Regions from separate parts of the Homo sapiens genome. Here all the other regions are linked to region 2. The links are chromatin loops, found by intact Hi-C in ENCODE. Cell type or tissue: Calu3. All regions are shown on one strand.

Region 1 (8,000 bases), 1.1 Mb after region 2:
TATAAGAAAATATAACAATCTTGTGATAAAAACATGAAATTCCTACAGGATACAGAGCTATATCTACCATCACAGTTTCAACAGGGAGATAAAAGAAAGTTGACAGTAACTTTGAAAGGCATTTATTACTACAGCCCTGAGGATTGTAAAGCTCTTAAGTTGGCTGTGCTGAATTTAACAATGAAAGGAGTTACATGTTTGTTCTCTTTATCAGCCCCAAGGGAGTAGTATGTTTTAAAATAATATGTTATTTTATGTAAGTAAAGGTTTGGGCAGAAGTTCTACACATCTATTAAGGTGATGTTTACACATTTTTTTCTTTAGAGGAAGTGTAGAAATTCTGGGCTTCTTTTAAAGTATAAAATAAGTTGTAAAAACATCAAATCCCAATAAATCTTTAACCATACATTATTATATTTATATATTCCATGTAATTATATAGCACATGTAATCTATAAAATGTATACAATATAATTATAATCTATAGTATTACATATTAATATATATGAATATATGTATTTATATATAATAGTGACTTGTAAAACTTGCAAAACATGCTTTCTCTCCTTAGCATTGTCAAAATAAAATGGAAAATATTAGTGTACAATATTATGCTCAAAAATATTATTTTTCATAGACCATTTCAAAATCATAAACTGAAGTATGTATCTGGCAAGGAAGTATTAAGAGACACTCCAAATACTCTCCTTGGTGCGAGACACAGTCCTCTTGCCCTCATTGTCTAGTAGCAACTGAATTTCCCCTTCGTAATTTGATCACTCTATCCCTTAGAGCCCCTCCTTTTTCTGCTTGTTGGTTCGGTGGCATAGGAATGAAGAAAAGCAAAAATTCTGCAAGTATCTACTAGTGAGAGGAGCCACTTCCTCTACTATTAGATAGTAGCAGAATTCTACTCTTTGAGTTCTAGATCCACATATCCTGGATATGGGGGAGAAAGCACCGATCATAGTAGTCCCTGCTTATCAGTAGGGAATGAATTCTAAGACGCCCAGTGGATGACTGAAACCGTGGACTGTACCAAACCCTATATATGCCATTTTTCCTATACCTACATACTTATGATAAAGTTAAAATTAACACAGTAAAAAATTAGCAACAATGATAAATAATAAATACTAATAAAATAGAAAAAGTATAATGATATATGGTCATGAATGTTATGTGAATGTAGACTCTGTCTCTCTGAAAATACTGTAAGACAATGTTTGATCATGGATAACTGAAATTGCAGAAAGCAAAACCACAAATAAGGGGGCACAACTTTAATAATGCTAATTCAATATACATGTAGCAACTGCAAGACAATATCCTAGTTTTTTCAGGTAGTTATCTTCCACTTGGTACTGTAACTGAGTCTTCAGCAAGCAATTCTACCTTTCAGTTAGGTAATTGAATGTCTGTTGTTGAGGTAATGTGTAGCCTTCTTGTCTGCCACCATGGCCAGTATATTTATGCATCCATTGACCAAGCACAGGAATGACCAAGAAAAGACTTATGACATCCACAGAACATGGCATTTTGTTCACCTCATTATTAAAATCCTTCTCTGTTATGGATACTATGTGTCTCCAAACATATGGGACACAAACCTCTTCACAGTGTAGGCTTCTTCTGGAAATTTCATTATGATACTTTTTTCACTTATTACTAATCTTCCAATCCTGTTTCATCCAAACAAACCATAGTACTTCCCCTAAATCAATGCAAATCGGTGTTTCTGGTCACCTATCACATATCTATAAATTATAGTATAAATTGAAAGGTCACCTATCACTTCATACATAATAGGCCTCCAAAAGTACCCTTCAAAGTTCTGCTTACTAGAAGGATGTTCTTTCACCACTGTCCTTCAAGGTAACCTGTGAAAGTGTGTAGTGTTGTATTTGTCCACTTTCAGATGGTATCAGCATGTCAGACATAACCACATATAAATCAGGCTGAAGATTTTCTTTTCCCTCAATCAACTGTTCAAGAAGAGTACCCTAGCAGTACATAAACATGGATTTAGGCAGGGAGGGCAATGCAACAGGAGTTGGTATTGATGTGGTCTGAGCCCCCTGCTTATGCAACTTACTTATACCTTCCAGATCTACCTCTGCTTAATAGCTTATTTATCATTTTTCTTTACTAATATTTTGCTATGGCACATGCAGAAATTTATGGCTAGATGCTTGACACAATATCAATTTCATAATGAGACCTTAAGCTGCATGGTCACCTGCTGCCCTGCCTCCACAGCAGGATGTGCAAAGGGATAGAGGTGTTGGACATAGGGTTGGGGATTCATTAACAAAATGTATTATAGACATATAATGGTTACTGAGTAAATATTTCTTACTATATGATTCTAGCATATCAGCATGACTTTTATATATTAGGAAAAGTATACTTTTAAAAGATTATCAAAATGTTCAAATTTCAAATTTACGTAAAAACAAAAATATCAATATATCTTGGTTTTGTTTAAGGACCAAATAGTTAGGTCATTAACATATAAACATATCAATTTTTCCCCAGATTAAACCCATAATATTCTCCAATATTTAATGATAATTACATGTACTCTGAATAATTTTTAAAACATGGGTATTTATGGACTTGTTTAGTCATTGAATATGATGGAATAAATAACAATCTATTATTTAAATTGCTTTACTTAAATAGCTATTTTTATAGATATTAAGATTTTCTATTATTTAAACAGCTATTATTGTAGATATTGAAATTTTTAATATTTGGAAGAATAAACTACAGTAAACCCAACCATTAATCTTTTTCAAAAATTTTAATTAAGAATTTCAAAGAGAAAGTAAAAATGTCCATAAAACCATCTGATACAAATGGTCAGACTGGACCCTATAGCATAATGAATAAACTAGCATAAATAAGATATTAATAATGAAGTGCAGATATTTCAAATGTAATATAATTAAGGGAAAGGCTTCTGCAGCCTCAATACAAAACAAGTTTTCCTTGAATTTCTGAGCTCTGAGTAGTTTACTACCAAATGGTTTAAAAAGGCCAACTCAGGTGTGCAATTTTAAATTGTTTGGGAAAATAAAATAGATGGATGTTGCACTCTGTGCCATATATTTATATATATACACGTATATGAAAAAAGCATCTCAGAAATTATAAAGTACTCAAAATAATTTTACCTCATTCTCTATGATTTATGGGCAATATAGACATTCTTCTAATCAACAAGAATGCATGTGATATGGTTTGGCTGTTTCCTCATCCAAATCTCATCTTGAATTATAGTTCCCATAATCCCCACATGTCCTGGGAGGGACCTGGTGGGAGGTAATTAAATCTTGTTCATGCTGTTTTTGTGATAGTGAATAAGCCTCACAAGATCTGTTGGTTTTATAAAGGGCAGTTCCCCTGCACATGCCCTCTTGCCTACAGGCATGTAAGACATGCCTTTGCTCCTCTTTTGCTTTCTGTTGTGATTGTGAGGCCTCCTCAGCCGTGTTGAACTGTGAGTCAATTAAACCTCTTTTCTTTATAAATTACGCAGTCTGAGGAATGTCTTTAGTAGCAGCGTGAGAACGGACTGATACATCATGCCATATAAAAATTTAAACACTGTAAAAATACATCAAAACTTACTATAAAGGATGCATTTTAGAAAGAAAATTTAACTAAATGTATAGCCATTTTGATTGAGGGAGAAAGGAAAGAAAGTTATCCAGGGACCTACATTTTTACCAAACAATTCCAAATAAAGAAAATAAAAGTAGTAAGAATTTTATATTTATCTTTGTAAATCAATGAGTTTTGGAGTGGTATGGCACATGATTGACAACTAGAACCATTACTCTCCTTTATTCCAGTATTTTAAATAATTTGGGATTATATATCAAAATATGATCAGGTAATTGTTCCCAGGTCAGCAGTTGTATTTAGTCAGCTCAGGCTTTCCTAACAAAATACCACACACAGGATGGCTTAAACATAGAAATTTACTATCTCCCAGTTGTTGAGGTGAGATGTCCAAGATCAAGACGTTGATAGGTTGGACAGTCTTGGTATCTTCTGAAGCCTCTAGCTTTGCATTGCAGATGAGTCCTTCTCTCTGTGTCTCACATGGTCTTTTCTCTGTGCATATGCATCCTGGCGTCTCTTCATGTGTCTAAATGTCCTCTTCATATAAAGACACCAGTCAGATTGGTTCATGGTCCAACCTAATAGCTTCATTTTAACATTATGTCCTCGTTAAAGAATTTATATACAAATATAATCTCAATCTGAGGTACTGGGGGTTAGGGCTTCAACATACAAATTTTGGGAAGACACAATTCAGCCCATAACAACTGTGAAATTTGAAACCTCCCTCAGAAGCAAGGCTGTGGGTTGTTTGAGATTTAGGACCCAGGCGTAGAGTTGAGGAGAGGGTCAAGTTTGAAAGAGACAGGAGAGAGTGAAAAATTTGTCACCACAAATCTTTCCTGATTTCCCGTTCCTTTTTATCTTTTTGTGGCAAAATTTTATCTATATATCTTTCTATCTGTCTATCTACCATACTAAGTGTAAATATTTCTTCCCTTCTACTTTTTTCTTCTATATCTGTTCTTCCTTACCCCTTGGTTTTGCCTACTTAGGAATACAACATACAAACACACATTCAAGTCCTGTGTATACAAACATATGTTATCACTGGATGCCAAGTTTTTTTGTCTTATTTTGTTTTATTTTTTTTAAATCAAACAGAGAAAACATGGCAATACTTACTATTTAAACTGCCAAACTTTTAAAAAGCAGACTGAGATATATTCTAACAAGGAAATGTCTCATTATACTCTGGAATTGCAAAGTGTGTGAGTAAAATACCTTAGGTTTAATTTTAACTTCCTTATACCAGAAGACTTTGGAGATGAAAAGCTTATTCTTGTAGTCTGGATGAAGTTGGGTTACTTAACTTTATTTTGTAGAATCTTGCCAGGTTTTATGAAATGGGAGCACACATCTTGCTATAATCTGTAAAATATACAAGGAACCCCTGAAAATGTAGTTCATATGGACATCAAATGTTTAACCTCGATGGGTAATGCAAAGAAAAAGGTAGAATATGAACTCTTAGCCATCCATTTGTCTGACAACATGAAATATGTCTGAAAGAGGTAAGACAGCCTTTTCTAAGTCATAATTGTATGAGGGCTGATTCTTACTGAGTTGGTTCTTACTTTTCAACACATCTTAATTGAAATTGGCAGTTGGGGAGTATTCTCTGTTGATATATTAATCTTTAAAACTACTTAGAGAAATTATTTACCTTGAGAATTTATTCAAACACCTTTTATGGGAAGATGCCAAAACCTGCACTATAGAATACTAAGCAAATATAGTTTGCTCTATAGTTTGTTGAACTTAAGCATATACTGAACAGGAAGGGTTTCTTCTGGGGAGATTGTTTTCTTGTGTCAGTTTAGTTAATATTAATTTTCTATATTGTTCAATATTAATTAGACTGTAACCCAGTATATATAGTAGAGTATTAGAAACTAAGAAATGAAAAGTTAAACCTATAAAAACAGTCAAATATGGACAAGGTTTAACTTTCTGATTTCCTAGTTCAAAGTTCTAAAAAGGAGCCCTTTGTTTTCTTGCTTATCAGTAAAATCGCAAGCAAACCCTTACTTCTGTAGAATGGTCCTGCTTTTGTTGCTCTGATTTTTGCTCAGATTTATGTACATAATTTTTATAGCAGGGATGATCTCGTGATGCCCAGATTTTTGTAAGGAAAAGTAACCACAAGACTGACTCTAAACTCAAAAGACTTTTCTATTACACAGATATTACAGAAATTATCTTAATTCCTGTTTGTACTTTCAACATCTTTCAAACTGAAGCCTCCCAGAATTTCACAATTTATCAAGCACATATTGTCTATGCAAAGTGTAAAGAGGCAGTGGAATACATAAAATACATTGCCACTTTATATCTCTGGTGATACTCCTAGGAACCAGAAGAAATACGGGTTTGTCGTTTTCACTTAAATCCAGTCCATTTTCATCAGTCCTTTTTTAAAAACAAATAAAAATAAATAAATAGGGAATGCTTCATGAATTTGCATGTCATCAGTCCTTTTTAAAAGATAAGTAAATCAATTCTTCCATAAACTGTTCAAATTAAAACTACCTGTATCCTTGAAGAATGCAGTTCAGTCACTGGAGATGTTGAGAATATTTTTCTTCAGCAAAAGAAAATAATTGATTTATTTTTGGAAAATAACCTATGACTCATAATTTCTAATCATATGAAATCAATGGGTTAAATTACACAAATAATATAGTCACTTTTTTTATTTTTCCATTTTTTCCTTTCAGATATGTAAATACTAAATATAACAACTGTTTTAGAATGTAATATTTATAAACCTTGCTAACTATTGGGATACACAGAGGATTCAATTGATAACCAAAGCTGTGACACAAATATAAATAAAAATTATGCAAATTCTGACAAACAATATGTTATTTACCAGATAGGCAAAAACATATATTAGGTCTGAACATTTACATTTTAATTTTGCTTACATTTCCATTTCACATTTACAATTACACCTTGGTGAGAAGTGGAAAGTTAAATTTTTTGCCATTTAGATGTAGGACTGGAGGTGAGGAAGAATGGTTCTGGAGATGGCTACTATTCAGTCTAAGCCTTTCTGTATGGCTTAATGTTTTTGACATGTGTATTATGATAAAAATAAAAGGAAATTAACAAACCACTGAAACATAAGCATTGAACAAATATATATAAGGTGAATATAAAGCATAGATATTCAAGCCATATGTAATTTTGGAGAGAGTAGGCTTTTATGTATGAAGTCAATTTTATTGTTGTTCAGATTGTTTACATCCTCTCCCTGGAGCCTCTTTCCTAAGCACAAGTAAACCTTCTACCACATTGATGTCAATGTTGCCTGTCCAGTGAGCTTTGTTCAGTAACATATGATGGGAAGTGATGTGAAGCACTTCTGAGCAGAAGATTTAAGGGCCCAGATAATGTCTTCTTCTTCAGCCAGATTCCTCAGATGAGGACAAGACTAGGGCTTCAGCTAACTCAGAAAAGATATGTATTGTGAACCAAAAGTAAGCATTGGCTTTTGTTAAGTCACTGAGATTCTGCAGTTATTGTTCTCCCGATACTGTATAGAATAATCTGACTGTTGTATTCAGAGAGTACCTGGTTTATTATTTTTTATGTGCTTTTATTTCACTTATCATCTTTATACTTTATAGGTAATCTTGTCTTTTCTATGATTTTACATACATACACCGTCTCTAAATCCACATCTCTATCTCATACTTCTGTCTTATACATTATAATATTTTAGTTTGCCCACCCTGTCACATCCATTTCATTGTCATATATGTGTCTGCTCCATGTACAGAGGGAGATTCTTGATTGTCCTCACCTTACCAACCTCCTGCTCTTCTATCCTGTCTTTCTCATCAAAGGAAATGGCACTACTATGTGTCAAGCCCTCCAAGCTACATCTGGAGATTACTCTTTGATCCCTCTCTTTCTTTTACCTAATAAATTCAAACTATTAACATATTCTATACAATTTAACTTGAAAATATTTTGCAAATCCATTGACTTCTCTTTATATTCATGGCTGCAACTCTAGCCTAGGCTTCACAATCTTTCACTTATACTTCTGTGACAGTGTCTTCCTTTTTCCATTTTTGTTTTCCTCGATATTGTTTCCACAGTGAGCTTCTGAAATATAACTGATGAAATTACTTCTTGCTTAATAACAACAACAAACCTTCACTTTTATCTTTTATCTCTCTACATTTACACAGAACTCCAAAAGTCTCCCTCTGCCCCAAGGTTGTGCCTTATAGAACGTCTCTCAGCCCCGCTTATGCTCCTCACATCCTTGGCTCACCCTGATGCAGCCACCCTGGATTTCTCGTGGTTCTTAGAACAGGCCTACTGATTCTTTCCCAAAGCAGAGTTCTGTG
Region 2 (8,000 bases):
CTTTATCATTTAAGTCCCTGGCAGTTTGGTTTTCTGTTATTTGTAGACTAAAACATTTCTAACAAATATAAGTACAGAATTCTCTAAATATCCTATCTAGAGTTTCAGCCTTTTTGTGTATATTATTATTACAACATAATTGTGAGATCCATAAGATAAGAAATATGTATTACATGATTCTGCAAAGCATGCTATCATACTGGGCAGAATCTTACACTGCATAAACTTCAGCTTTTGGGAGAACTTGATAAAGTAAAACCTTAAAGGCTAAGTATAAATTACATTAGAAACTTATAAATAAGTTATACATATGAGGAAGAGGGAGAGATGGGAGTATAATCCAATGATCTAACTCTTAGAGAACTTAGTTTTCTTCTGTGACATTTATAATGTTGAAGTATCTTTATCAGCACCTAAAATGTTGGTATCACTTTAAAACTTAGTGCCATTCACACAACTCACAAGAAGCATATGCACAATGTTGTAACATTACACCAAGGGGTTGGAGTTGCAGTAAAGATGACTATTTCTACCTGTAAATTGACTTGCTACAGGACCCCAGGCAAGGCCCTCAATCTCCCTGTCTCAGTTTACCCTGTCTGTAAGGACAGGATGATAATTCTTGCACAAAGTTTTTCTTCAGAGGGCTATTGAAGGATTATTAAAAGACCACATTGAGTGTATTGGAGAAAAAATTACTTATTTTTCAAGAATGAAGAAAAGGAGACATATTCCAAGCCTGCTTGGTGCCTTACATGGCCTTTAACAGCTTCTCAGAAAAGAGCACTCCAGGAATGGGATCAGTTACACTGATCACCATTTTCTCTACAGTGCAAAAAAAGAGGATACTATGCCCTGTTTCTAATGCTGCACTGAAAGGATCAGGTAAGAGAGAGTTGCCATCTTAGTCTTTTCTACTCATATGTGGGAAATAGAATATGATAATGAGGTGGCATGCAGAAAAAGAAGAGATTACCTAGTGATTTCATATGAAACCATCCATCCCCTTCACAATTGTTAAGTACCTAATTGAACAAAGTTCTGTAACAGGTATTTTACCAGAATAACTGTGTAGTACCACCTAGAGACTTATGGTTCAGGCCCTTATTAATTATTTTCTGAAATAGGATTCTACTGATGTCCCAATATCTCTTTATCCATTACCCTATTGCCTTCACATTGCTGCTAGATTCATCTTTTTAAGGCAGATTTTTCAAAGTCATATTATTTCCTTGTTCAAACATTTTCAATGTTTGCCCATTGCTTGTAATTTAACGACAAAATCTTACCTAAGAATTCAAGATCCTCTACAATATGATTTATATCTCCTACTCCATATACACAAATGTTGCTCTGCTTAAATTGTTCCCCTCTCTTTTGTACCCATTCTTCCCCTAACCGACCCCATTTTTTTCAACTTAAAGGGACGCTACACCAACATCAAGGCTCATGCCAAATGCCATCTCATAGAAGCTGTTTCTGATCCCCATAATACATAAAATTTCCTTAAGACTTTTTTTTTCACACGGCTCTTGTGCCATTTCATTTTATATTTTAATCATTTGGTTATCATTTTATTTCACCCTTTTGGAATGCACCCTCTTGGAAGGAAAAGACAGTGTTCTGATGATCTATTCTAGCACCTAACATATAGTGGATTATCATAAATGCTCAATTAAAAAAACTGTTAGGTTAAACTAAGCTCTAAATATTGAACTAAAACATGAATGGACATTAAAGTATTTATTTTCATTTTGGTTGATTCATAACCAGCCATGGTACAGTCATAGAAGTAGGGAGAAGGGTACTTGAGAAAAGGTGAAACATATATCCATAAGAACTCAGTGTTGCGTATACAAAGCCTCATTACTTGGAAGCTGTTCACAGCTGAACAGACATTTAGTATAATTAATCAGTACAGAGAGAGGGAGAAAAAGAGAGACAGAGGGAGACAGAGGCAGAGACAGAAAGATAATCTTAAACTAAAAACTTAACTGCTATAAGTAGGTATAATAGCCCAGATTTTTATTCTATTATTAGAAAGTTCAATATTTTGGCAAGCAAAATATTTAATAGATGAATTAAAACAATTATTCAAAATCACATAATAATAATAGCTAACACTCATTGAATTTTTCCAATGTGCCATGCTGTAGGTAAACTGCATGCATTATATCTCTTAATCTTCCAAAAAGCCCTATGAAGTAGGCATTATTTCCCCCCATTTTATAGAAAAGAAAACTGAGGTTAGGCTACCCAGTGGGTAATTAATTGAGCCAGAGTCACACCTGGGTCAGTCTTGCTCCAGAGCTCATGCTCTTCCTATTTTATTTTTATTCCCTCCCAAATGATCTATTTTCCCATCAGTTTTCCATAGCTTTTCAGTTTTAGAAATTTTCAAGTTGAGAGCCATGCTAAGGCATCTGCCTGGTGAAGACCAGGAAATGAGTCATTTTCCAGATCAGGGTGAAGTTCATAGTCCCTGTGCACCACAGACAGACCATCCTATTCATCATCTCCTGTACATTTAAGCTCCATTGCCTCCTTTTACCATAAACATTAACAAATTAGGACAATAAGGCTGGAGTTTGCAGCTTAAATTCAACCAAGAAAAAATAATTTGGGATTCTTTGTTTGCCAGATGTGCATGATAGGCTGATAATCAGGAAAAGGGAAAATTCACCATCACTGTCGGTGTGGTAGGTTTTAAAGTGTGACCTCATCATTCCATTCTGGGGATGTAAAATGTGTTCAAAGACTTATCTATAACGTCTGAAAGTATAAACCTCATAGAAAAACAAAGTTGAATTTTTTTAAAAGTGACTGGAGTATTAGAAATATTTTTAAAAATCAATCCACTTCAGCCAGGATGACATCATAATGTAATCATTGAAAGTAATTTATTAAAAATAATCTGAACAAGCCCCTCAAACTGACTTCTAGTTCCCATTTTAAAGGAGATAAATTGGGACCTGGAGCTGCTACGTTAAATATTCAGCCAGATAAGAAGTGTGTTTGCTTTGTGACAGACCCCTTGAAATGGGGTTTGTTAAAATGAATGCACTGCATTCACAGAAACAGAAGCGCTTCTGGGTCCTGCTGGCAATAAATCCAGCAATTCGATTTTACTTGGATGTTTATCATCTCTCTCCTTCTGTGCACCGCAATGCGAAGGGGGAGGGGAGACGGCTGTAGTTCAGCTTACAGGCTGCTGGTGTCATCCCATTACCACAGAATGAAGATGGTGCATGGCGTGTTGCTATTCAAGCATTTAATACATTAGTCTGTAATTTTTGTCTTGGAGGTAATGAGGCCTGACAGCTTCGGCTGGTGCATGATAACAAACCCACACTGGTATCTTTCAAATTCTTCGTTGCCAAATTCATAAAGGAAGAAATGACTTTTGCAAGATGACAGTAAACATGCTTCATTTTATAAGACATTGTGGTTAACAACCTGAAACAATGAAGTATTTTTTTTGAGCTATAGCTAAACTAATTTGAGCTATATTAAAAGTGCTGATGTGGATGCCAAGCCATTGCTTTTTTTGCTTTTGTTTTTGGCTTGTTTTCTTTTTGGTTAGGGGGAGGAAACTCAGGAAAACATACACAGCTTAATTCTCAGAGTTTGACAATGGTCATAATAATGATGGTAATAAAGAGTTCTGCCAATAGTTCCCTCCCTAGGGCCTTATCTTGAAAAATAAAAAGAAATCAAGCAAGATGGGTTCTTAGAAAGGCTGGGATTGCCGCACAGCGTTGTCACTTCAGTACACAGATCAGCTGCCGTGGAAGACAGGAGACAGACTGCTGATGAGCACCTCAGTGGAGTATCATGGCTTTTCAGTGACAGTGAAGTGCAAACGGGCTTTCAGGCAACTGAGAAATCTTTGGAAAAAATTTGTTTTAACACCCTCTGACAACTGGTTTTTAAGCATAATCATTGGAAGAAACCCATTGCAGGAATCATTTTTAGTTGAAATTAGCTGACAAATCCAAGGCTCATGGGGAGTAACTGGCATTTGAATTGTGGAGTCTTGCCAAATGCAATAAGAAACACATTTACTAGGAGTAAATATTCCTGTACCCCATCAACCAGGGTTAAAGAAGGGGCCCACTGTTCAGACACACACTTTTCTCTTTTTGAAAGCTCTGTTGAATCCTAAATGCAAAGTTCTAAAAAAGAAGACCGGAATAGAAATAATGAACAAAGGCAGGTCTAAGAGGAATGACATTACCAGTTCAAACAATAAAATTGTTCCCTCTGTTTAGAATAAAGCCATGCTATAGAGATGTGAAAAATTTGGAGATGAGAGAAAAGATGCATTGATTTGAGTATCTGTATTTGTAGGTACAAAAAGTTATTCATTGTGTTTTATTTAGCACTAATAATATAAATTAATTCTTGCTGATAATTATTTTTAAGAAAGAAGGATTAATAACTTTAAAATTTTAAATTGAATTGAACAATCCTGGCATTATAACTGCTTTTTAAAGATAATCAGATTCCTGTAAGTTTATAAGCTAGAAGTCCTTAGAAAGAAAATAGGGAAATCAATCTAGTCATCTAAGCAAAAGATTGTATAACAAGTGGGTACATTTTTCTAATAGAAAATACATTTGAAAAAGATGGCTTTCTACTTAATCACATCTTTCTTTACTGCAGATAGATTGTCTCCTTCAGAACTGTAAATGTTTTAGAGGATATCACTTGATGCAGCAGACAAAGAAATGTCCTAAAATGTTTCTAGGAAATATAAAAGCGTTCACATAAAATGAATAAGACTTTATGCTCAAGAACAATTATTAAATGTAGCAGTAGGCCAAACATTTTCATACTGTTATTTCCAAAATCTTAGCCTTCAAGAATCCAAATGGAAAGTCATCATACCATAGACTCTGAGATTTTAAGCAAACTTTTATTTTGGCCTTACTTTCCTTATATTAAATAAGCACAAGCATTTTTAAGTAATCTTTTATATTTTTCCTAAATGTTCACCATAGCATAGACAGTTCACCTTGCACAAATGCATAGCTTTACTTAAAAGTTGTATTCATAGTTGAGTTTATTTTGTGTGATCGTGTTTGAAGGCAACTTGAAAGCAGATGTGAGGACCTACTTTTCCTCTTCTGAGACACTGCTGTGACTCAAAATGCTATGGACCTCTTCCAGTAGTCTATAAGAAGGATTCCAAGACAGCCAAGGGAGTACCTAATAGGAGCACATGCACAGTCAGACTTGCAGGAGGATGCGGTAGGTTTTCAAGTTGACCTAGATAGTCTAGGGAAGACTAATGCCATGCTTCATCATCACAAAGACACAGAGAATGGTCTTTGAGTTGCATTTTTCTCCATTTACTAATAAGTAAATGTAAAGTTGGAATAAGACTGATATATAATTTCCATACCTCAGTTATTATTTTATTCCAAAGACATTAGCAAACTGGCATGTTTATAAAGTATAATTACTATTGTGCTGAAGGGATTGGTAATTAACTTTAGGTTACTAACTTTAGGTTACTAAGTTCCTGGGAGTATAGGAGTTTATACAGAAGCTACAATTCTTAAATATTCTCAAAAGGTCTCTTGTTTTAGGTGAGAAAATGGACTAAAGCTCTTCTCAAAGGTAAGACTTTATCACATTTAAGGTAAGACAGTGTAAGTAAAATTAATAAAATTCTTGTTTTTCAATTATGATGTTGATGGATAAAAATCTTAGAACATTAATTGAGATACCATATCTGTCAGGAAGGAATTCATTTATGGGAAAAAATTGGAGACAAATTTTTAAATCATACTGATCCAGAAACCTTGGAAATATGATTATTGCATTGTTTTGAATTGAGACAGCAAGATTGTATTTTGCCAAAACCTAGAGTAGTGTCAGTGGTTGTTACTTTCATTATCAATATCCTCCATTATCCACACTTTATTCTTTCTTTATCCCTTCTTTCCTTCTGTTTCAATTCACATTTTATTCATATATACTGTGTGCCAAGCACCAGTATATATGCTAGGGATATATATACTGCTAAGTAACTATATATATGCTAGGGATATATATATATATATATATATATGAGAATATATATACATATATATAAGATATATACATATATATATATATAAATATGTATATATTTGAGCAGTATGGTCATTATACAAGCATATTATACAAGCACCAGTATATAAGCTAGAGATATATATACTGCTAAGTAAATGCTAGGGATAAGTGGTGAAATGTTAGTCATAGTTCCTTCAATCATGATATGTACAGCATGTTGGAAGGGCAGGCTGTTAACAAGTTTTAAAAAGGCGAGGCCCAGTGTGGTGACTCACACCTGTAATCCCAGCACTTTGGGAGGCCGAGGTGGGCGGATCACCCGAGGTCAGGAGTTCAAGATCAGCCTGGCCAATAGGATGAAACCCCGTCTCTACAAAAATACAAAAATGAGCCAGGCATGATGGCGGGTACCTGTAATCCCAGCTACTTGGGAGGCTGAGGCACAAGAATCACTTGAACCCAAGAGGTGGAGGTTGCAGTGAGCTGAGATCATGCCATTGCACTCCAGCCTGGGTGACAGAGTGAGACTTGTCTCCATTAAAAAAAAGAAAAAAAGTCCACTATTTCAATATTTTTCCATTTATTTGTGTTGTCTCTAATTTCTTTCAGAAATATTTTATAGTCCTGTATTTCACTTCTTTGGTTAGCTGTATCCCTAGTTATTTCATTTTCTTTGTGGCTATTTTAAGTGGGATTGTTTTCTTAATTTTACTCTCAGCCTGGACGTTGTTGGCAAGTAGAATTCTATTGATTTTTGCACATTGATTTTGTATCTTGAAACTTTGCTAAAGTCACTTACTAATTCTAGGAGCTATTTGGCCAAGTCTTTAGGATCATCTAGGTATACAATCATATCATCAGGGAAGAGAGATAGTTTGGCTTTTCCTTTTCCTCTTTGGATGCCTTTTATTTTTCTTGCCTGATTGCCCTGGCTAGGACTTCCAGTATGATGTTGAATAGGATTGGTGAGGGAAGGCATCGTTGTCTTGTTCCAATTCTCAAGGGTAATGGTTTGAGTTTTTGCCCATTCAGTATGATGTTGGCTGTGGGGTTGTCATAGATGGCTTTTATTATTTTGAGGTATGTTTCTACAATGGCCTAGTGTGTTGAGTGCTTTTTAACATGAAAAGATATTGGATTTTATCAAAAGCTTTTTCTATATCTATTGAGATGATCAAATTGGTTTTGCTTTTGATTATGTTTATGTGGTGATCACATTTATTGATTTACATATGTGGAACCAGCCTTGCATTCCAGGAATAAAGCCTACTTGATTGTGGTGGATTAACTCATGAATGGGAAGAATAAATATCATAAAAATGGTCATATTGCCCAAAGCAATTTACAGATTCAGTGCTATTTCTATCAAACCACCAAAATCATTCTTCCCAGAATTAGAAAAGACTGTGCTAAAATTCATATGGAACTAAAAAAAAAAGAGTTTGAATAGCCAAAGAAATCCTAACCAAAAAGAAAAAAAACTGGAGGCATCACACTATCTGACTTCAAAGTATGCTATAAAGCCACAGTAACTGAAACATCTTTGTACTGGTACAAAAACAGACATGCAAACCAAGCAACAGAATAGAGAACCCAGAAATAAAGCCACACACCTACAACCATCCGATCTTCAACAAGGCTGACAAAAATAAGCAATGGGGAAAGGACACCGTATTCAACAAATGGTGCTAGGATAATTGGCTAGCCATATGCAGAAGAATGAGATTGGATCCCTACATTTCACCATATAAAAAACTAACTCAAAATTAATTAAAGATTTCAATGTAAGACCTCAAACTATAAAAACCCTGGAAGACAACCTAGGAAATACTCTTCTCAATATCAGCCTTGGCAAAGAATTTTTGGCTAAGTCCCCTAAAGCAAATGCAGCAAAAGCAAAAATAGACAAGTGGGACCTGACATGATTTGGCTCCATG
Region 3 (8,000 bases), 1.6 Mb after region 2:
TTGTCTAAGAAAGAATCTTTTAACTCAAGTAAGAAACCAATGATTTTATGTTGACATATGTTTACTCTTCAGATCATTAGCCTGAAAACGCTTTTTAGTGGGTCACACGAGCTAGTGCAAATCTACCATTAGCTCTTAAGCACTTCAGCATTTGTAAAACTGCTGAAGTGTAACATATGTTTTTATTTTCCTGTAATGAAAGGTGGAATATTTGCTAAAGAATCTTAATGCACCAACTGATGATGCAAGGATATTATAGGCTAATTCTAACTTCGGTGACTACTATAAAATAATCTTTTCATATAATACAATAAATCTAGTGTTATTCTTACAGAAAACAATTGCTTGCCACCAACTTCAAACAGTATTCAAATATTAATAACAAATGCATTGGAGGGTGTATCATTTAAAGTAAAAATATTAAACTTCAAATTACTGTTCTTCAAATAAAACGTAGATTATAGAATCTATTTCTATAATACAAAGGCCAAAAGACTATTAATCCAGCCTCTCATGTTAGGAAATGTTAGCATTTACAAATGCAAAAAGGATTTTGTTATCTTAATTCACTCATCTCCGAGTGAGTTGGTGTATTTAAATGAGCATAACTCTGGGAAATATCTTATTTTTCACAGAATGAATATTAAAAGTACATAATGCCATACATATAACACTGATAAAACAGATTATTTATTTTTTTATTTTTTTGAGATGGAGTCTTGCTCTGTCGCCCAGGCTGGAGTGCAGTGGCGTGATCTCGGCTCACTGTAAGCTCCGCCTCCCAGGTTCACGTCATTCTCCTGCCTCAGCCTCCCGAGTAGCTGGGACTACAGGTGCCCGCCACCACACCGGGCTATTTTTTGTATTTTTAGTAGAGACAGGGTTTCACCGTGTTAGCCAGGATGGTCTCGAACTCCTGACCTCGTGATCTGCCCGCCTCAGCCTCCCAGAGTGCTGGCATTACAGGTGTGAACCACCATGCCAGGTCTGATAAAATGGATTCTTAAGACATGAACTTATAATTTTATAACAGTCTTAATTATTTTGAATGCAAGGTATTGAACTGAAATGTTATCTAATATATATGTGGTATCAGTTTGGAAAGGATGCTAGAATCTCTCATAAGAAAGATAAAAGGATAAATCTTAGTGAAGAACATGGAGAGAGCTACTCTTCAATGAAAATGGATACCATGAAATTGAAAACCATCAGAGCTCTCTCTTCTTGTTTAAATCTCTGCTTTTTTTCAACACGGTTGTATTAGTCCATTTTCATATTGCTATAAAGACATTCCTAAGACCAGATAATTTATGGAGAAAAGCTGTTTAATTAACTCACATTTCTGCACGCTATACTAGTGGCATGGCTGGGATGGCAGGGTAGGCCTCAGGAAACTTATAATCATGGAAGACGGCAAAAGGAAAGTAGGCACATCTTCATATGGAAGAGCAGGAGAAAGAGGAAGAAGGGGGAAGTGCTACACACTTTTAAACAACCAAATCTCATGAGAACTCAGTCACTATCACAAGAGCAGCAAGGGAGAAATCCACCTCCTTGATCCATTTGCCTCCTACCGTGGCCCTCCCCCAACACTGGGGATTACAATTTGACATGAGATTTGGGTGGGAACCCAGAGCCAAACTATATCAATGGTTGTTTTATTTGTTTCCATTACAGGTGAAGTTTTTATAAATATGTGTGATAATGACAAACTAAATGGTCTGAACTTCACATATACCTATTCCTTAAAGGAAGTTTTTTAATATATTGATTTAAATAATCCAGGAATGCTTTTAGTTAGTGTCTAGATTTTATTAAAATAGATGAGATTTTTAAGAATATGGTAACACCTATTTGATATATATGCTGTCAGTGACAGGAGAAAAATTTTACCAAAAGGACAGTTTTCATGCCAGTATTCATGAGGAAGTTTGACCAGACAAAACAATGTAAGTGGCCTACAATATTCTGACACAACAACCCTAAACCTTAATCTCAAAATCACCAAATATTCCTAATTTACATTTTTCTTTTTTGTACTAACAGATAGCTTAAGATGGTAACTTCATTTTGTTACTAATAATTTATTGATTATATGGGAGAAATAAAATGTTTATCTTCACTAAGAAATCAGAAAATATACTTTGGTCATGGAGAAATATAGATATAGATAAAATGTTTATATTTTGTGAACATAATTCTTTTCAAAAATTGTCATATTTTACTTTCCTTTCACAACATCATAATTCCTCACGGAAAAAAAAATGTATATGGAATGAATAAACTACTTCACAGAATCTGTTGACAAATTTAGGTATATATTTGTGATATTAATTGAAAAAACATAGCAGTGCCTGCTGAAAGTGGTCACTATGTTTATTTTTTGTCAAAAATATTTGAGTTGCCTTAGAAAATTATAAAGTTCAAATACAAAAGATAAGAATTTTTTTCTTTTATTCCTAATATGGTTCAAGTTTATCCTTAAATAACAATAGAAAACTGAAAGCATTAATAGATGACAATAACCATATGTAATGGTGGAAAATCAGCAGGGAGAACTCTCATGCTCAATAATATATATGTCTGAATATCTATCTCTATATATTTTTAGAGACAGGGTCTCACTCTGTGACCCAGGCTAGTGTGTATTGACACAATCACACCTCACTATAAACTCGAAATCCAGGACCCAAAAGATCCTCTCACCTAAGCCTCCTAAAATCCTAAGATTACAAACATGAGCCACCATGTCCGGCCTAATGTATATTTTTGGGTTATATCTGAATTAGACCTATTTGGTTGTCATTGCAAGAGGGTTTCTTTTTTTACAAGATTATTTATCTGATGATGAATCAAAGTGTAATGTATGGTAATAAGTCATAGTGCTAGGACCTAAGTGATGCAGGATTTCTCTAGGGCCCTTTGCCGGAATCATGAAAGGAGCGCCCCAACTATTCAGCCCACTGTGCTCAACCCTTTGTGGGAGGGAGCACATGAGTGAGCAAGTGCAGAATCTGGCCAGCTGCTCCAGGCACTGACACAGGAGCACACTCCATGTGGGGCCTGTGGCCTGATCAGCCATGTGGTCTTGAGGAGAACATAGCAGTGCCCAGGTGAGGATGCCCACAACCCTGAAGCCCCAGAGCAGGTGTTACAGTGCTCCTTTAGTTCAAGCATCCACAGATGGCAGTGTATTATTAGCTGCTGAGTTGGCTCCTTGCCTCATCATGTGGGTTGGCTGCCCTCTGCTGGTGAGGGCAAAGGACTGGTGTGACAGCCTTTCTGGGTATCAGCACTTGGTGGGTTCTGAGCTCTTGCCCTGTGTCCAAGAAGAATGAGGTCACATGGATGATTAAAGGATGGTGAAGGTGGAGACTTTTATTGAGTGATGAAATGGCTCTCAGCAGAGAGGGGAGCTGGAGAGGGGACAGGAAGGGAAGGTCGTCTTTCCTAAAGTCAGGTTGTCTCTTCCCTGAAGTCAGGCCATCTCCTTCTCTACTAACTGAGTCTGGGATCTTTATAAGCACAGGATGGTGAGTGCATGGAGATTGGTTTGTGAGTATGCAGAAAAGGTTAAAGCAAAGACACTACTCAAAGATTGGCATGACAGTATAGAAAACCAATAAGAAAAGGGCAAGTATATTTAAAATAGGTGAAGGGTGGGGGTCAATCAGAAAAAAGCAATGCTAAACAGGAAGACAAGTTCTCAGTCCAGTCCAAGGATTTAACTTGTAGCTTGGTTTTCAGGCTTTAAAGTTTTTTGGTTTGGAGTTGGGGTTTCACCAAGTACCCGCACCTATCTGCCTGGGCATTTGGCTGCCTCCTGTCTCTATCATAAAGGCATATAAATATTAACACATACGTATTTGTTTTACGATTTAATTTTTAATTTTATGGGTATATTGTAGGTGTATATATTTATAAAGTACCTGATATGTTTTTATACAGGCACGCAATGCATAATAATCACATTATGGGAAATGGCATATACATTCCCTCAAGTATTTATCCTTTGTGCTACAAACAATCCAACTGTACTCTTTTAATTATTTTAAAAGGTACAATTAACACATTTTGATTATAGTCACCTTGTTGTGCTATCAAATACTAAGTCTCATTCATTCTTTCTAACTATTTTTTTTTGTACCTGTTAACCTTCCAAAACCCACCTTGCTCCAGTTAACCTTACCAGCATCTGGTAACCATCATTTTACTCTCTGTTTGTATGAGTTAAATTATTTTGATTTTTAGATTCCCCAAATAAGTGAGAACATGCAATATTTGTCTTTCTGTGTCTGGCTTATTTCACTTAACATAATGACTTCCAGTTCCACCCATGTTGTTGCAAACGACAGAATCTCATTTTTTATGGTTGAACAGTACTGTATTGTGTATATCTACCACACTTTCTTTCTTTATTCATCTGTTAGTGAACACTTAGGTTGCTTCCAAATTTTTGCAATTGTGAACAGTGCTGCAACAAACTTGGGAGTGCTAATATCTCTTCAAAATATTGATTTCCTTTCTTTTGAGTATATACCCAGGAGTGAAATTCCTGGATCATATCATTGCTTTATTTTTAGTTTTTTAACTAACTTCCAAACTGTTCTCCATAGTTGTTGTACTAATTTACACTCCCATCAGCACTGTACAAGCTTTCCTTTTTCTCCACATTCTCACCAGCATTTGTCATTGCCTGTCTTTTGTATAGAGTCCATTTTAACTGGGTGAGATGGTATCACATTGTAGTTTGATATACACTACTCTGATGATGAATGATGTTGAGCACATTTTCGTATGCCTGTTTCTCATTTGCACATCTTGTTTTGAGAAATGGCTATTCAAATATTTTACCATTTTTAAATTGGATTATGATATTTCTTTCCTATACAGCTTCTTGAGCTCCTCATATACTCTGGTTATTAATCCCTCATCAAATGGGTAGTTTGCAAATATTTCCTCCCATTCTGTGGGTTGTCTCTTCCCTTTATTGTTTCTTTTGCTGTGCAGAAGCTTTTTAACTTGATGTGATCCCATTTGTCAATTTTTACTTTGATTGCCTGTGCTTGTGTGGTATTACTCAGGAAATTTTTGCCAAGACTAAAATTTTTCCTGGAGAGTTTCTCCATTTTGTGTGTGTGTGTGTGTGTGTGTGTGTGTTGTAGTAGTTCCATAGTTTGAGGTCTTAGATTTAAGTCTTTAATCCATGCTGATTTGATTTTTCTATATGTACTTTCAGTCTTTTGCCTGTGGATATACAGTATTCTCAGCACCATTTATTGAAGAGACTGTCTTTTCACCAGTGTGTGTTCTTGGCACCTTTGTCAAAAATGAGTTCATTGTAGCGGTGTAACACATACCTGTTTCCCTTTGAATCCTCTCAGCAATGTGAGGATTGTAAAATAAACTCCCTCTTAATGTTTGGATAGCACTTACTTTGAGTCAACCCCCAACACACACACTTATTTACTTAAAACTCTTCTTCTCAGAATCATTCTTTCCAGAATTCCTTTTACTTAATATTTCCAAAAACTCAAGGGTTATTAATCTGTTCTGTTTAGTCACTGGCATGCCCATCACTCTGCCCATTTGCTTCAAGGGTACTGGTGCAGGTGTTCTTAGTTTCTAGCGATTCCTGAAATTCTGAAGAATACCACTTTCCCCAGTACTAAACTCACATGTGGATCCTTGATCTTTAGAGTGGAATTCTTCCAGGTTATATTTCTGTGGGCCTTTCAACCTATAATGACACAATTAGTCTGGCACAGAACACCTTGTGTAAAATCTGCACTTTGGCTGAAACTACACTTCCTTTTTAACAATAAAGACTGGCCTCTTATTGCATACCTTATCTCAATGTCTGTGTGGTTTTTTCTAGATGACAGATTGTTCAGGCCTACATCAGTCTATGAACATTTTCAGATTATTTGAACAGCAATGGTAAATGCATAACTTCCTTTTCTGTCAGATACTACTATGAACCATGCAATTAGATCAACAAGTGGTATAAAGTTAGTGGCAACAGAAATCGCTCACCTCTAACTGTACTCTGGTTCTCTTCATAATTTCCTCACATGGTAAATATCCCTAACTGCCTCCAATAGGTAAATGAATAAATAAACTCTTGTATACAGAAGAATGCTATTCTGCACTAAAAAAGAAATAGTTTTAGTACACCTAGTGTTTTGGATGTATCTCAAAGGAATTTTGCTGAGTAAAAGATGTCAGTCACAAAAGTTACATATCTTATTTTCCTATTATTCAACATTCTCAAAAAGCCAAAATTATAATGACAGAGATCAGAAAAGTGGTTGCAAGAGGACAGGGTTGAAGGGATAGCATAATAGAGTTATTAATGATGAATGAATTGTTCTGTGTCCTGATTGTGGCAGTTCTAATACCAAGGTATCTAAATGCTAAAATTCAGTAATAAATTCAACCAAAAAGAAACTTGAGTTTCATAATGTGAAAATATTTAGAAAAGAATAATGAAAGAGAACACAGTTGAGAGGAAACAAATAAACAAAAAAATCCCCCAGAAAGTTTAAAATAATAATAAAGTCATTAAAATTAATGACCTTACATTTATAGAAACAAGAGATGTGTCAGATTTATCATTAATCTGGGGATAATAAAGGCTGAATCTTATACAATTTTTTTGATTAGAAAGTGAAGAGAATTATTTGCATTCCTTTTAAAGCACTTGATAATACCTAGAAAAATTTCTTTGTGCCAATTTCTGATGGTAAATATTTTTATATGTGCTTCTGTAGATCATTCACTGATAACCACAGAAACACTGACAGTAAAAAGCAATTTTGGCCAAGCACAGTGGCTCACGCCTGTGATCCCAGCACTTTGGGAGGCTGAGGCGGGTGGATCATGAGGTCAGGCATTTGAGACCAGCCTGGCCAACATAGTGAAACTCTGTCTCTACTAAAAATACAAAAAATCAGCTGGGCATGGTGATGGGTGCCTGTAATCCCAGCTACTTGGGCGCCTGTAATCCCAGCTACCCGGGAGGCTGAGGCAGGAGAATGCTGAGGTGGTGGTTGCAGTGGGCTGAGATCGAGCCACTGCACTCCAGCCTAGGCAACAGTATGAGACTCCGTCTCAAAAAAATAATAATAATAATAATTAGTAATGAATGTTCTAATTTTATATTTATACTCACATTTTATTCTTATACAAATGCCTTGACTCAGGTCTATTCATGTCTGTGTTACAAAGAAATATGAAGAGATTTTATTCATAATCACCCCAATCACCCATTTTAAATAATTGATTTAGGACTAATATAGGCAGATAATATAAATATTTTGTGTCTGTGTAGCTGTTTTTATTACATTTGGCTGTAATTTATGATACCTTGATGCAGCTGTTTTGTACTAAGTGTAAATTAGTTTCAGATAACATATTCTTTCAAGAAATGTCATCTTACGTGCCAAAGACAAACACTGTGCAAAATAATTTACCTTCTCTAGGTAAATGGTAGTATCTCCATAAGTATCAGAATTAACTTCCATGAAGAGTTCAATGATGATGACAGTATTAGTAATAATATTTATAGCTAAGATTAGTTTTGATGCTATTGGATGCTACTTTGTGTTTCGGTTTTTGTTACAGTACATTCTCACAACAGTTTTATGGTTTATTAATATTTCCCTTTTGTAAAAGGAAATATGAGCTACGGAGGGTTAAAGCTCTCAGGGTTTCACACATTGTCAATGTGTACCCAAAACATTAATCTAGGCTTTCTTATTCACACTTGAATAATTTCTAAACTAGTTTCCTGAACTTGGTTCTTAAATACCTATTTCAAACTAACTAAACTTTGAACATAAAGTAATGCCTCCACTTACAGTGTTAAATCTCTTGATTTATTTTTACACTGTTAATTCATTTCATACAGATGTCTATTTTTTCCTTTAAATATATATATATATTCCATATCATTCAGAATGTTCTGGGGTCTCTGCTTATTGATTTTGTAATTAGTT

The links. A loop is a pair of places that touch in the nucleus more often than their neighbours do. Peaks named below come from ENCODE experiments on the same cell type or tissue, not always from the same donor. Only the 100,000 strongest peaks of a DNase experiment are listed, where the experiment ranks them.
Region 1: it touches region 2 in a loop (2.0-fold over the local background); 4 of 110 quality-filtered maps call a loop at or near these places.
Region 3: a loop joins it to region 2, with 6 times the contacts of the local background. A loop is called at or near these places in 2 of 110 quality-filtered maps.

What each region holds. Positions count from the first base shown.
Region 1 is chr3:163,030,428-163,038,427 of GRCh38, forward strand. No RefSeq gene overlaps it. Among named protein-coding and RNA genes, the nearest start is that of LINC01192, 270 kb to the right of the region's middle. In Calu3, no CTCF peak of the experiment used is centred here; no DNase peak of the experiment used is centred here.
Region 2 is chr3:161,911,707-161,919,706 of GRCh38, forward strand. No RefSeq gene overlaps it. Among named protein-coding and RNA genes, the nearest start is that of OTOL1, 420 kb to the left of the region's middle. In Calu3, no CTCF peak of the experiment used is centred here; a DNase peak (open chromatin) is centred at 3,205.
Region 3 is chr3:163,487,177-163,495,176 of GRCh38, forward strand. No RefSeq gene overlaps it. Among named protein-coding and RNA genes, the nearest start is that of LINC01192, 190 kb to the left of the region's middle. In Calu3, a CTCF peak has its summit at 3,232 (motif pointing left); a DNase peak (open chromatin) is centred at 3,235.